Regions from separate parts of the Homo sapiens genome. Here regions 2 and 3 are each linked to region 1. The links are chromatin contacts, found by Hi-C in ENCODE. All regions are on one chromosome and are shown on one strand. The core of a region is the stretch at or near the end of the contact, and the rest is flanking DNA. Distances in the headings are between cores, read along the strand shown. Region 1 holds the start of LINC01585 (long intergenic non-protein coding RNA 1585). Region 2 overlaps FAM174B (family with sequence similarity 174 member B). Region 3 holds the start of SLCO3A1 (solute carrier organic anion transporter family member 3A1).

The links. A loop is a pair of places that touch in the nucleus more often than their neighbours do. Pooled maps may share reads with other maps.
Region 2: a pooled map shows a loop between it and region 1 (3-fold over the local background). The contact joins the enhancer-like site here to the promoter of LINC01585 in region 1. A Hi-C loop is called at or near these places in 1 of 168 maps with a recorded cell type or tissue (PC-9), 1 of 37 single-sample maps with no recorded cell type and 1 of 50 pooled maps.
Region 3: a loop to region 1 is called in a map with no recorded cell type, with 12 times the contacts of the local background. The contact joins the promoter of SLCO3A1 here to the promoter of LINC01585 in region 1. A Hi-C loop is called at or near these places in 2 of 37 single-sample maps with no recorded cell type and 6 of 50 pooled maps.

What each region holds. Positions count from the first base shown.
Region 1 is chr15:90,658,349-90,662,678 of GRCh38, reverse strand. It overlaps LINC01585 (long intergenic non-protein coding RNA 1585), which reads right to left and starts at 2,445. Exons shown (of 3, transcript NR_120371.1): 1 at 1,855-2,445; 2 at 1,196-1,286. All of the region lies in intron 2 of CRTC3-AS1 (CRTC3 antisense RNA 1), which reads left to right. RefSeq lists enhancers at 579-638, 1,299-1,348, 1,489-1,538, 1,761-2,289.
Region 2 is chr15:92,637,506-92,641,835 of GRCh38, reverse strand. All of the region lies in intron 1 of FAM174B (family with sequence similarity 174 member B), which reads left to right. Among named protein-coding and RNA genes, the nearest start is that of FAM174B, 16 kb to the left of the region's middle. RefSeq lists enhancers at 2,107-2,206, 2,970-3,259. Within about 2 kb of position 2,600, at least 14 of the 41 ENCODE cell types and tissues checked have a DNase peak (open chromatin) inside an H3K27ac peak, as active enhancers do; they include PC-9, where a contact is called at or near this core.
Region 3 is chr15:91,851,655-91,855,984 of GRCh38, reverse strand. It overlaps SLCO3A1 (solute carrier organic anion transporter family member 3A1), which reads right to left and starts at 2,277. Exons shown (of 10, transcript NM_013272.4): 1 at 1,897-2,277. The coding sequence starts at 2,076. RefSeq lists silencers at 2,673-2,812, 2,681-2,855.

The sequences.
Region 1 (4,330 bases), core at 1,196-3,695:
AATAAATGTATGGGTAATTTAAGGGATTTTCATGAGTAACTCTGTATGGGATAAAGTCTTACGTAGAGATTTTAGAATCACTCCTCCGATAAGATGTGACCCTATCATACTAGACTTGTCAACCACAGTGTCTGAGCGGCCATGGGACTTCTAATTGACTAAGGTAGGCAGACACATCTCCCTGAAGCTTCCAATTTATAGGCCACCTGGCAATCTATGGCATGGCTTGGTACAGACAGATAAGATGAGCCAATCATATTCCCCTTCTCTGGAATCTGAAATTGGGAATAACCAAAGGAAGAGGCACTTAGCCATGGAAACTGAGGCTTCATGAAATGCACTGTCATTTTTGCAATACCCTATTGGCTACACAGGTCAGCTCTATTCAATATAGGAAGGAACTTCATGGCACAATTCATTAATTTAACATTTGTTGAGCACCTATGATGTGCCAGGCACTGTTCTAGGTCCTGAGGATATGGTGATGAACAAGATCCCCACTCTCATAGCTTACCCAGCAGATGCCCTAGGCAGGCAATGAATAAATATATGAGCAAGATGAAAAGAGAATGCCAGAAAGCCCTGAAGTTTTGGAGCAAAGCCATGAACTCTTTTCACAACTATTTCCTTTTTGAAAAACATCTCTCCACTTGCTGTTGGGTTCTGTTGTTTGTGAGTGCAAGGATGGAAGAAGGCAGATGACGATGTTAAGCAGCCAAAGGGGTGGACTGTTCAGGCCATGGAGTTAGTGTAGCAGGAGATTAACAATAATAACTAAGGCTGGGCGCAGTGGCTCACGCCTGTAATTCCAGCACTTTGGGAGGCTGAGACAGGCAGATCATCTGAGGTCAGGAGTTTGAGACCAGCCTGGCCAACATGGTGAAATCCTGTCTCTACTAAAAATGCAAAAATTAGCCAGGCACAGTGGTGGGTGCCTGTGATCCCAGTACTTGGGAGGCTGAGGCAGAAGAATTGCTTGAACCCAAGAGGCGGAGGTTGCAGTGAGCCAAGATTGCACCACTGCACTCCAGCCTGGGCGACAGAGTGAGACTCCATCTCAAAAATAATAATAATAACTGATAATAATATAGAACAATTCTAACAATATACTGTGATAAAACTGATGTGAATGTGGTTTCTCTCTCTCTCTCTCTCTCTCTGTCTCTCTCAAAATGCCTTATTGTACTGCACTCACCTATTTTTAGATGGTGGTTGACCGCAGGTAACTGAAACCACAGAAAGCAAAACTGCAATGTGGGGGGGCTGCTTGCATGCTCCTTTCAGACCTGTTTGTGAGAGAGTTTTAACTGGAGGGTATCTAAATAATCAGAGAGTGGGAAGAGAAAGGGGTACTCACTTTTTATAGTTTTGTATTGTTTGTGAATGTTTTCTATTTCATATGTTTTGTAATTAAAGCCAAAAAGGGTAATGACAAAAAGGAAAAAAAATGCTATGTGTCTGGCTTTTGGGAAGTTATTAGAGGGAGTGGAAATTCTACCACCTCCTATTGCTAAATCTCATTAAAGTGCCCTTGAAATCAACCCAAACCAACTCTCAGGCACGGCCAGAACAACGGAGGCAGAGCAGAGCTCAGGATCCTGAATCCACACCCCCCGGCCACTCCTGGTGGGAAGAGAAGAAGGGGGCTCGTTTCCTGTGGTTCCCACCCTACCTGGCTGGAGAGGCTGATGTGGGGCGAGGTGTGACCACCAGTGCATGTAGGAGGCGGAGAAGGCAGTTTCTCCCACTGGCCGGTGCCCTGGGCCCAGCCCAGGACGGGGAACTAGGACAAGAGCCCAGCCCTCCAGCATCAGGTCTGGCGTGGCTCTGGGAGGAAGGAGGAAGAAAACTCACCCATGTCACCCCAAGTCATGGGGCATTTCCAGTGAGCACATACAGACTTAGGAACCCGGGAGAAAGCCTGGAGGCTAGAAAAGCTGAGACCACAGTCAGCTGGGCTGCAGATCTTTGCTCCGCCTTCCTCCAGACAGCACAAGTGACTCAGCCCTCCCCAGGGTGCTGCTTCTCGCTCTGACACCACGATTTGGCCTCCTCTCACTCACAACTCTATCTCCTCTCTGTGTCATTCCTCCTACTCAGGGCCGATAGTCAAAATATCAAACCACTAATAAAGCATGGGCACCTGCCAGTCAGACTACACACCAGCTGGGAACAATGGCTAGAGGTAGCAAATTGCCCCAAAACTTAGTGGCATGAAACAACAAACATTTGTTACATAACACACTAATGGGTCAGGAGTTTGGGTGGTTCTGGCTCAGGGCCTCTCATGAAGTTGTCAGCATGTCAGAGTTGGAACCATTTGAAAGCTTGGCTGGGGCTGGAGGATCCTCTTTCAAGGTGTCTCATTCACAAGGCTGTCGGCAGAAAGCCGCAGTGCCTCCCCAGTGTGTGGGCCTCTCCATAGGGCTGCTTGAGTATCTTCACAACATGGTGGCTGGCTTCCCCAGAGGGAGACATTTGAGAGACCAAGGCAGAGTCACAATGTCTTTTATGACCTATCCTTGAAAGTTATATACCGTCACATTGCAGCATCCTATTGGGTCAGCCCTAGTCAATGTGAGAGGGGCTACACAAGAGTGTAAATACAAGGATGCAAGGATCACTGGAGGATGTTTTGGAGGCTGGCTACCCCAGGTACTATATTATGTCCTGTTTAAAACTCTCTAATGGCTTCCCACTAACCTCAGAATAAAATCCAAATGTCTTACCATGATCTGCAAGGCCTGGCATGAACTGACTCCTACCTACTTTCCAATCTCATTATGTTCCTCTTTATTCACCTGCACTAAACTCCAAACACATCAACCCTCCCTACATCCATCAACATCTGAAGCTCATCCTTTACATTTTCTGCTCCCCGTGTCTAGAAGTCTCCTCGCCCAGATCTTTCTATGGCTAGTTCCTTCTCATTGTTTGGGTCTCAGCCTAACGTCACCTCCTCAGAGAGGCTTCACTGACCCCTTATCAAGTGTAGCCCTCACCCCACCTGTCACTCTGTCTTACATCACCTTGTGCTGACCTCCTCCTAGCACTGATCTCTATCTGAAAGTAATTTATTTGATTATTGCTTTTCTCCCTTCGTGTACTGGTAGGAGTCCTTAATTACAAGCAACAGACTGCTCTTTAGCTGCTTTTAAGCTACAGAGGAACCTATTAAAGGATAGGAGGTGCCTCATAAAATCTTAGCGAAATCAGAGAACCAGGCTCAAAGGCCATTTACCTGCACTGGTTCTTTCTGCTGCTGCCTCTGGGATCTGCTGTCATCCTGACAGAAAGGACTCCAGTCATCTGCTTCTCAGTGTCACTTAGCCTCATGCAGGAGCAGCCAACGGGTGGTGTCTTAAGTTGTATGCTGTGCCCAATCTTCAAGAGAGATGGGGAAAGGTTCTGGCTTCCATCATAAGCAGGTGTGAGTTCATAAGGTAGGAAATTCGCAAAATAGGAAGACTGTTCCATGGGCTGGGGAAGCCAAAGAGAGCTGATGCTATTTGGCCTCGACAGTCCACGCCTTTAGCTGCTTAATGTCATCAGCCAGCCTTCCTCCATCCTTACGCTTACTAACAGCAGAACCCAACAGCAAGCTGAGAGATGCTTCTCAATAAGAAAATAATTGGGAAAAGAGTTCATGGCTTTCGGGCCGGGCGCGGTGGCTCACGCCTGTAATTCCAACACTTTGGCAGGCTGAGGCTGGTGGATCACGAGGTCAGGAGTTCGAGACCAGCCTGACCAACACGGTGAAACCCCATCTCTACTAAAAATAGAAAAATTAGCTGGGTGTGGTGGCACGTGCCTATAATCCCAGCCACTCGGGAGGCTGAGGCAGGAGAATCGCTTGAATCCGGGAGGCAGACGTTGTGGTGAGCCGAGATCGCACCACTGCACTCCAGCCTGGGTGACAGAGCAAGACTCTGTCTCAAAAAAAAAAAAAAAAAAAAAGAGTTCATGGCTTTACTCCAAAACTTTAGTGCCTTCTGCTATTCTCTTGTCATCTTGCTCACATATTTATTTATTGCCTGCTTAGGGCACCCACTGGGTAACCTATGAGAGCAGGGATCTTGTTCATCACCATATCCTCAGGACCTAGAACAGTGCCTGGCACATCATAGGTGCTCAATAAATGTTAATGAATTGTGTACATGAAGTCCCCTCTGTGGACTGATGGCCAAACCTCGCCCCACATCAGCCTCTCCAGCCAGGTGGGATGGGGATGGTGGGAAGCGAGCTCTCCTCTTCTTCTCTTCCCACCAGGAGTGGCCGGGGGGTGTGGATTCAGGATCCTGAGCTCTGCTCTGCCTCCGTTGTTCTGGCT
Region 2 (4,330 bases), core at 1,351-3,850, 2.0 Mb before region 1:
GTTTTAAATTTTGATGAGTCCAATTTATCTAGTTTTTTCTTTTGTTGCTTTTGCTTCTGGTGTCATATTTAATAAGCCATTGTCTAATCTAGTGTCGCAAAGATTTATGCTATTTTTTTCTAAAAATTTAGCTCTTACATATAAGTCTTACATACTTATATGTAAGTTCCATTTTGAGGTAATTTTTGTATATTGTGTGAGTTAATTTTTTTAGATGATTTATAGGAGTCCAACTTTATTCTTTTGCATGTGGATATCTTTTCTATCTCTTACACATACACTATGCTTTTTACCTTGCTTTATAAAAATATCTTGTGTGTCTGAGTGGTTATTCCTAAAAAGCTCTTCATTCATTTATATAGGTGCTTAGTGTTCATTATATGGATGTAACATAATTTATTTAATCAGTCTTCTGTTAATGGGCATGTAGGTGTCATTTCACACATGTGGAAACATACCTGTAGGACAAATTCCTAGAAATGGAATTGCCGACTAAGGGCTATACCTTTTGTAACTGATGGATATTGTCACACTGCTCTCTGTATATGTTGTAACAATTTACATGTCCACAAACAAGTAATGAGAGAGTGTTTCTGTACATCCTTGCCAACAGTGTGTTTTCAGACATTTCTATTTTTGCTAAATTAATAGGTGAAAAATTGAATCTCTGTGAAGATCAAAATTACATTTATCTTATTGAAAGTGAGATTGGACATTTTTTCATAGTTAAGAATGCGGAGCCATTTAGGTTTGTGTGTGTGTGTGTGTGTGTGAACTGCCTGTGTTATGTTCTTTACCAGTTTTTCAATTAGATTATTGATCTTTTTTATTGGTTTTTAGGGACTATATATATATTAAGGAGATTAAATTTTAAAACATTTATAATATGTTAGCCAGGCGCGGTGGCTCATGCCTGTAATCCCAGCACTTTGGGAGGCTGAGGCGGGTGGATCACTTGAGGTCAGGAGTTCAAAACCAGCCTAGCCAACATGGTGAAACCCCATCTCTACTAAAAATACAAAAATTGGCTGAGTGTGGTGGTGTGTGCCTGTAATCCCAGCTACTTGGGAGGCTGAGGCAGGATAAACACTTTAACCTGGGAGGCAGAGGTTGCAGTGAGCCAAAATCATGCCACTGCACTCCTGGGTGACAGAGTGAGACTGTGTCTTAAAAAAAAACAAAAACCAAAAAACAAAAACCAAAATTTATGATGAGTTGGAAATAGTTCTCCCAGTATATCATTTCCTTTGACTTTTTTTTTTTTTTTTTTTTTTTTTTTTTTTTGAGATGGAGTCTCACTTTGTCATCCAGGCTGTAGTGCAGTGGCACGATCTCCACTCACTGCAACCTATGTCTCATGGGCTCAAGCAATTCTCTTGCCTCAGCCTCCCGAATAGCTGGGATGACAGGTGCCCACCACCATGCCCGGCTAATTTTTGTATTTTTGGTAGAGATGGGGTTTCACCATGTTAGCTAGGCTGGTCTCGAACTCCTGACCTCAGGTGATCTGCCCACCTCAGCCTCCCAAAGTGCTGGGATTACAAGTGTGAGCCACTGCTCCCCGCCTATTTACCTTGACTTTAAGACATTTTTATGTGTTTACATTTATCATCCTTTTTTAAAAAAATGGATTTTGGATTTCTCCCATGTTTTCTTCTAGTACTTCTATGGTTTTATTTTCTACATTTAAGTCTGATCCGTCTAATTTATGCTGATACAAAGTGTGAGATATGGGTGGTTATCAACAAAATATTTAATGAGTTACCTTTTTCTCACTCATTTGAAATGCCATCTTTATCCTATACTAGATTCCAGTGTGTATTTGGGTGTATTTCTGGACTTTCTATTCTGCTATAGCATCTGATTGTTAGTGTGGGATGCCACTGTGTATTAGTCTGTTCTTGCACTGCTATAAAGAAATACCTGAGACTGGGTATTGGCTAATGGTTCAGCATGCTGTACAGGAAGCATAGCAGCTTCTGCTTCTGGGGAGGCCTCAGGAAGCTTCCAATCATGGTGGAAGGCAAAGGGGAGCAGGCACTCACATGGTGGGAGCAGGAGCAAGAGAAAGAGCAAGGCGGGAGGTATCACCCACTTTTAAACCACCAGATCTCTCAGGCACTCACCCACTCACTATCATAAGAACAGCGCGAAGAGGATGGTGCCAAACCGTTCATGAAGGCCCACCCCCATGATCCAGTCACCTTCCACCAGGCCCCACCTCCAGCACTGGGGATTACAGTTCAACATGAGATTTGGTTGGGGACACAGTTCCAAACCTTATCACACTGTGTTCAGTTATTGTAGTTTTACAGCATGTTTTACTAATCTAACTCCTTTATAGAATTTTCATGGCTATTCCATTCTTGCTGCTTCTCCCATCCTCATGAATTTTGGAATCAGCTCATTTAGATCCCCAGCAGAAATTGGTCGGTATCTTACTGCATTTCACTGAGCTTGCAGATTAATTTAGATGGCTTGAAATCTTTATGAGATTGAAACTTCCTAGTCAGAGGCGCAGCGTGCCCTCCTTCTGTTGACACAAGCTTGTTTTGGTTGCTTTTGGTTATCGCGGGAGCTGGCTGGCAACCAAAAGAACTTGCAGGGGCACCTCTGGGTCCTGAGAAGTGTCTGTTGAATGCCGAGTCGTAGGGTTGGGGCACATCCAGAGGTCCGAGGTGAGTTCCTACCCTCTTGTTGGAGTGTGAAGGGCTCATGTTGTGGAGTGTGATGCATCTGGATTCGAGCTCTGCTTGCTTCCTGGGACAGGTCACTCAGTGCCTTCTGGCCTTGGTTTCCTTGCCTTGATAATGGGAGCCCTCCTTGCCTCACTGGCGGGAGGCTGTGATGAGATCACATGTGCATTAGCTGGCACTCAGGGTTGTCGCCTCACAGTGCCTGCTGGTACCGTCACCCCAGTGCTGTGGATGACGCAGGAGGGGCCTGTGTGCCTGGAGGTCATGTGTAGACAGTGCCCCGTGGCAGGGATGTGCCTATGAAGAGGGGCTGCAGGATTCGGAAGAAGGAGAAAACCCAGCCTGGTTGCGATGTCCTGCAATGGCCTCAGGAGAAGTGAGAAAGCCTGTGGCCCCCTGGAGTAAGTAGAGTGAGAAGTGTTAGAGGCTGTGTCATCAGAACCCGGACCACACCTGGCAGGAAGTAGAAATGGATGAAGAAATTCGGGTTCATGACGAGAGGCTTGCTCAGAAGCACACCAACAGGGGAATTGCAGGGCTGACCCCTGAACCTCAGTCGCTGCACTTTGAGTTGGTGGCTCTGACTGTCACACTCAAAACTGAACTGAGTCTAAAGGGTTTAGTCCTGTTTTATTCTCTTCGTGGGTGAGGGCGAGGAAGGAAGGCCTCCCCCTCTGTAGGCTGCCAGGGCCTGGTGTCCTCCCTCGGCCTCCTTGTTTGTATAAGTGGGACGTATGAGCACTCACACGAAACCTGTTTCTGAGCAGCTGGTGAACAGTCCATTGAGTAAACAAACCCTCTGGCTTCAGGATTATATTTCAGACTAAAAGAATTTTGAACCTCTCCTCTCTCTTGTTAGAAATGAGTTTTGGTTCGGATGGAAGGGTGCTTTATCTCTTCTAGAAATTATCTGGCCTTGCCTATTCCTGTGAAGACAATATGGACATTTATTTATTAATAAAAGGACCACTTTACATCTCAACCAGGTTGAGGCCTCCTGGTTAACAGTAGCCTATCTCAGAAAAGAAAGATTCCTGCTGTGGAAGATGGGCCAGCAGTCTTTTCACTTCTTTATTTCCCAAAGTTCGTTCTTTGATGGGGAGTGCTAGCTGGTCTGTCCTTGTAGGCTGCCGTCCCACTGGCCCCCAGCACCACCCAGTACACAGCTGAGGGGACAGGCTCTGGACGTGGGGGCACTGGGCTGCGAACCCAAGTCTGATTGCAAACCTGGGCTCTTTCTAGAACCAGGTGCTTTGTCCTTGAGCTGCGTGTGTCTTTGAGTAAAATGAGGGCCCTGTCCCCAAGGCTGGCCCACTGCCCACGAATGGACCCAGGGGATTTCAGCTTCATCACAGCCGTGTAGTCTCTGCCTTTGCCTCAGGCTCATGGCAGTTCTGGGAGGTGCAGTTGCCGGTTGTTTGTCCTCATTGAAAGCCTGCTTACAGGTAGCCCTAAGCAAAAAATGTCAACTCTGCTTCTGTGTGTGTGGTTCATTGTTTCTATAAGGGGCAGAGTCCTGGGGTTTAAACAGGCTTGAGGATATAGGAAAATTATACTTACATATGGAAGGCTAACTATTAAAATGTGGAAAAAGCCCCAGGAAGGTGTTGTGATTACAGTGGTGGTTTCCCTTC
Region 3 (4,330 bases), core at 1,028-3,527, 1.2 Mb before region 1:
TCCTTAGATCACTGCAACCGAAAAATAGTAAGCCCACGCTTTTATCACTCCTGGGGTGAAAAGTTCTGCGGGTGTTTGCCACACATGAATAATGCACTCTACCGAGCAAAATTGGTTTGAGGCAAACAAACCGTTAAAGTGGAGGCAGCTGTTGATATACTAATTACCTCCTTCTAAACATAGACCCGGTTAGGTATTATGTACTTTGCATATGTCACAGTACAGACCCACATATATTTTATTAATGTGAATTTGCATCTCTGTAATACATGTACTTATTTAAATATTTTAACAGTTAAATTTCCCCTAAGGAAGTGCCGATAAACTGACTCCCAAAACACAATTATCCCCTATCCCTCAAATTCCAAGGGCTAATAGGTACTGTCTGCAACTGCATATTATAACTATAGACACAATAAGTGTATTTTATAGAACAGAAAACAAGGTATGCTTTTGACTACAGGGTTCACTTGCAGTCTACAAGTTACGAATGCACAAGACAGAGACCGGGATGTAAACGCTTTTCGTCTCAGAATGAGCAACAGAAATGTATTTGATTTTCAAAAGCCCTGAAATTCTGTCACCCCAGGAACAGAGCTGAGTTTGAAGACCCCCTCTCTCACAACCACCTAACTTCCTCAACACCGGAGACCAAGCACTGCTTGTATTTCCCTTTAACAGTGAGCCCTGAGCCTTAAGAGATAGTTTATGAATGGTATACAGCCCCCAGCGTCTGGCCCTCATGAACTTTACCCCAAGGCCAGGAATGAGGGATTAATCATAGCATCAGGATACGCGTGGTTCTATCTCTGGATGTGGTTATTCAATGGCCAAAATCTTGTCCAATTCTATCTCCATCAAACTTGCTCAGGAATACTCAAAGTCTATGACATTTGATTCCAGTTGCGGGTCAATAGCCAAGTAATGATTTAACACTATAAACTCTCAAAAAAAATTTCCCGTTTAGACAGGACTGTACTTAGGTGTGGAAGCACGCTCTCTGGAACTCAAGTTGCGACCACCTGAGCAGAGGAGGCGAAAGCGACAAAGTAGGTACCTGACAGTGCTGAGTCATTACAAGCTGTTTCCTCTGAAATGTTACGCACCCATGGGCCCTCTGAGCATTAACATCCCCTTTCTGGAGGCAAATAAAATACATATTCATTGTGGAAAATGGTGCAACCTTCTGTAGGCGACAGACCACGATGGGGAATTTAGCACTAAGAGTGGATAGCAGGAACTACACAAACTCGCAGCTGCTCTCTAGGTACCGTAACTTTATCCCAGACGCTCAAAGAGGGCTATAGGGATACCGGGTGGCAATATTCCCCCTGCAGCCCCGGCTCAGGCCAGGGCCACACTAGGGCGCATTTCACTCTAAGCTGTTATATCCCCCTGTAATTGGCGGATGTAGAAAGCGCCCGGAGAAAATGATGCATAATAGATTTGTTCTCGAGGAGGATGCAATGGAGAGTAGAGGACGCAGGATGCTAACTGGTTTTTCTTCCCATGTGCAGGTCACCTGAAAACCCCGACGCTTTTTCGTTCCTCTCCAAGGAGAACCCTGAACTCACCGTCTCGCTCCGCTCTTATGGGGGGAGAGGAATAGTTTCACGCCCACCTGCCCGCCGCCTCTCCTCCCCCGGCACCCCCTGCCCCAGCCGGACGCGCGCGAGCTGCTACCGGCATCAACGGTCCCGCCCGCTACCCGCTCGCTGGCAGCCCCGGCCGGCAGCTCCCCCGGCGGCCGCCTCTGCACCACTCGCCAACCTCCACGCCGGGCCGAGGTCATGCCCGCCTGCCCCCAGCGCCGGGCGGCCCCCTCGTCGGGCCAGGCGGCCGCTCGAGAGCCGGGCTGGGGAAGGGGCCCGCGGCGGAGTTGGCTCGGGGACTCACCAGGTAGGCGCCCACCGTGCCCTGCGCCAGCATCAGGGCGCACTCGGACACCAGGAAGATCTTGATGTTGGAAAAGCAGGACACCTTCTTTTTCTTTTTCTTGTTCCTCTGCGCCTCGTCCCCCTGCAGCTCGCCGCTCCGGCCGCCGCCCGACGAACCGCCCGGCTTCTTCCCCTGCATCCTTCCCCCGCCGCCGCCGCCGCCGCCGCCGCTGCCGCTTTCCCGCTCGCCCCGGGTGTCGGGGCCGCTGCCGGGCGGGGGTGCGCGCCTCGAGGCTGCGTGCTGTCCCCGCCCCGGGTTCGCGGCGGCCGCCCCCGTCCTGCCGGGGCTGGAGAGGTGGAAGGCACAGCTCCTCGCCGCCGCCGCCGCCGCCGCGATCGCCCCTTCCTCCTCCTCCTCCCCCGCCTCCGCCCTCCCCTGGCCTCCTCCTCCGGCTCCGGCTGTGCCAATCACAGGGGCTCGTCGCGCCGCCCGCCGCCGCCGCTGCCTCGCCTCCCGCGGCCGCCCGCCGCTGCCATCGCCCGGTTCCCCTTGCCCGCCGGCCGCGCCTGCTCTCACCCCCTCAGCCCCAGCCCCAAGGCCTGGGCCTGGGCCGCCGCTGCGCGCCCTCGCCGAGCCGCTCCTCGCTGCCGGTGCGCCCCCGGGGAGGCACGGGAGGCGGGCTTGGGATGCGGAGGGCGGCCCGGCGGCCGAGGCTGGGAGGGTCCGGCTGCCGGGAGAACTGGGGAGACCCGGAGTCCTTGCGGAGTAAGGGGGGTGCCCCTGAGGGCGGGAGGCGGCGCCCGGCCCCTAGGTGGCGCTGCGGGGCACGGGGCCCCGCGGCGGAGACTGGCGGCTCTGCGCCGGGCGCGGAGATGGGGTGCGGAGGCGCCCCCGCGGGGCTGGGACCCGGCGCTCGGGAACCCGGGTGCCCAGGCCTCAGAGGGCAGGCTGTTCCCAGGAAGGGAGAATACTGAGTACCCAGGAAGGGCTTGGCGCGCGCTCTTCTCCGCCCGGGGATTTCTGGGGACAGATGTTGTGCTCTGGGTCTTGGGGAGGTGCCAGAGGTCAGAGCTGCTTGAGGCTTCTGCCGCCTGCCGGTTTCTGCCCCAGCTGTCCCCGGCCACAGGGGGTGTTGAAAAGGCCCCAGACCGAAAGGACAGAAAGGGGAAGTTAGAGGAATACGTCGGGAGCCCCACGGACCGTTAGTGCCCCAGCCTCGGTGTCCAGGCGCTGCAAGATCGCCGCGGCCCCAGCAGAGGGCCTTCTCCGGCCCTTCATCCGCCCAGGGCCCCGCTGCTGGAGCGCTCAGCAAGCGGCCAGCCGCAGGCCTGCTGGGTCCCCACCCGTCCCCTGGCTCTGTGGCCCTGGCCACCATCCTCGGCCTTGACCTGAATGCCTGGCCCATGGCAGCCGCTCCTAATTACTCCCCACTCTCACCGTTACCAAGGAGTGTGGGCCACAGGGCACTACCAATAGGATCTGCTAGTTCTCAACTGCAGCGTTTGGAAGCTGAGAGAAAAGCTCAGAGGGCTGGACAGGTACCAGGAAACAGCACCTTCCACCTGGGCCATTGGGGGACTCAAGGAATCATTTAAAACGGTTTCCTTAATAATTGTGTCAAAGAAAATGACCCACTCTCCCAAGCGCCTGTGTCCAAATGCAGGCTCAACTTCAAAACTGAATAGCAATGAACCCGACCATATTTTTCCTTTCTCCCGAAGAACTTGAATGAGAATGGAGGGTGTAATGGTGGGGATGTTGTTTTGCCATGGCATTTAAATATAAACTGCTTCATCCTTCTGTGGCTCCAGACGTGATCTCACCCAGGCTTGGTGTCGCTTTGAGATGCCCTCACCTTGTCTAGGCCACCTCCTATCTGAATTGGCTCCCCCCACACTTGAAGTCTCTTCCCGTCTTCCCCACTTCCTGAATCAGTGGTCACACCATTCCCGGCCAGTCCTATAATGAGAATCCTTACTGCCCCCTTCTTTCTTCCCCACACCCTCCTATCACTCGGAGCCAACTTCTCTGCAGGATCTTTATGTCCCCCTCTTTCCCTCCCCATCACTTTGCTTCATGGGCTACCTCCCCACTTCCTCCTGAGAAGACCCTTGACAAGCTAGCTCTGTTCCCTGCCTCTGTGACGGTAAGCTGCAAAGCTGAGCTGAGACTTGTCTACGAATGGTGACCCCATTGCTAATGAAATGTGCGGAGTGCTTTATAGTCTTCAACTCTTATTTACATTCTTTGTAATAACAAGAGCTAATGTTTACTGTGTGCTTATTATGGCCAGACACCATTCTCAGTGCTTCACCCGCATTTACAACGTAATCCTCACAGCAATCCTCTAAACCAGATACTATTATTAGCCTTGTTTTACAGATGAGACAACTGAGGCCTAGAAAGGTTAACCTGACCAGTGTCACTTGTCTAGTAAGTGGCAGGGCAAGTC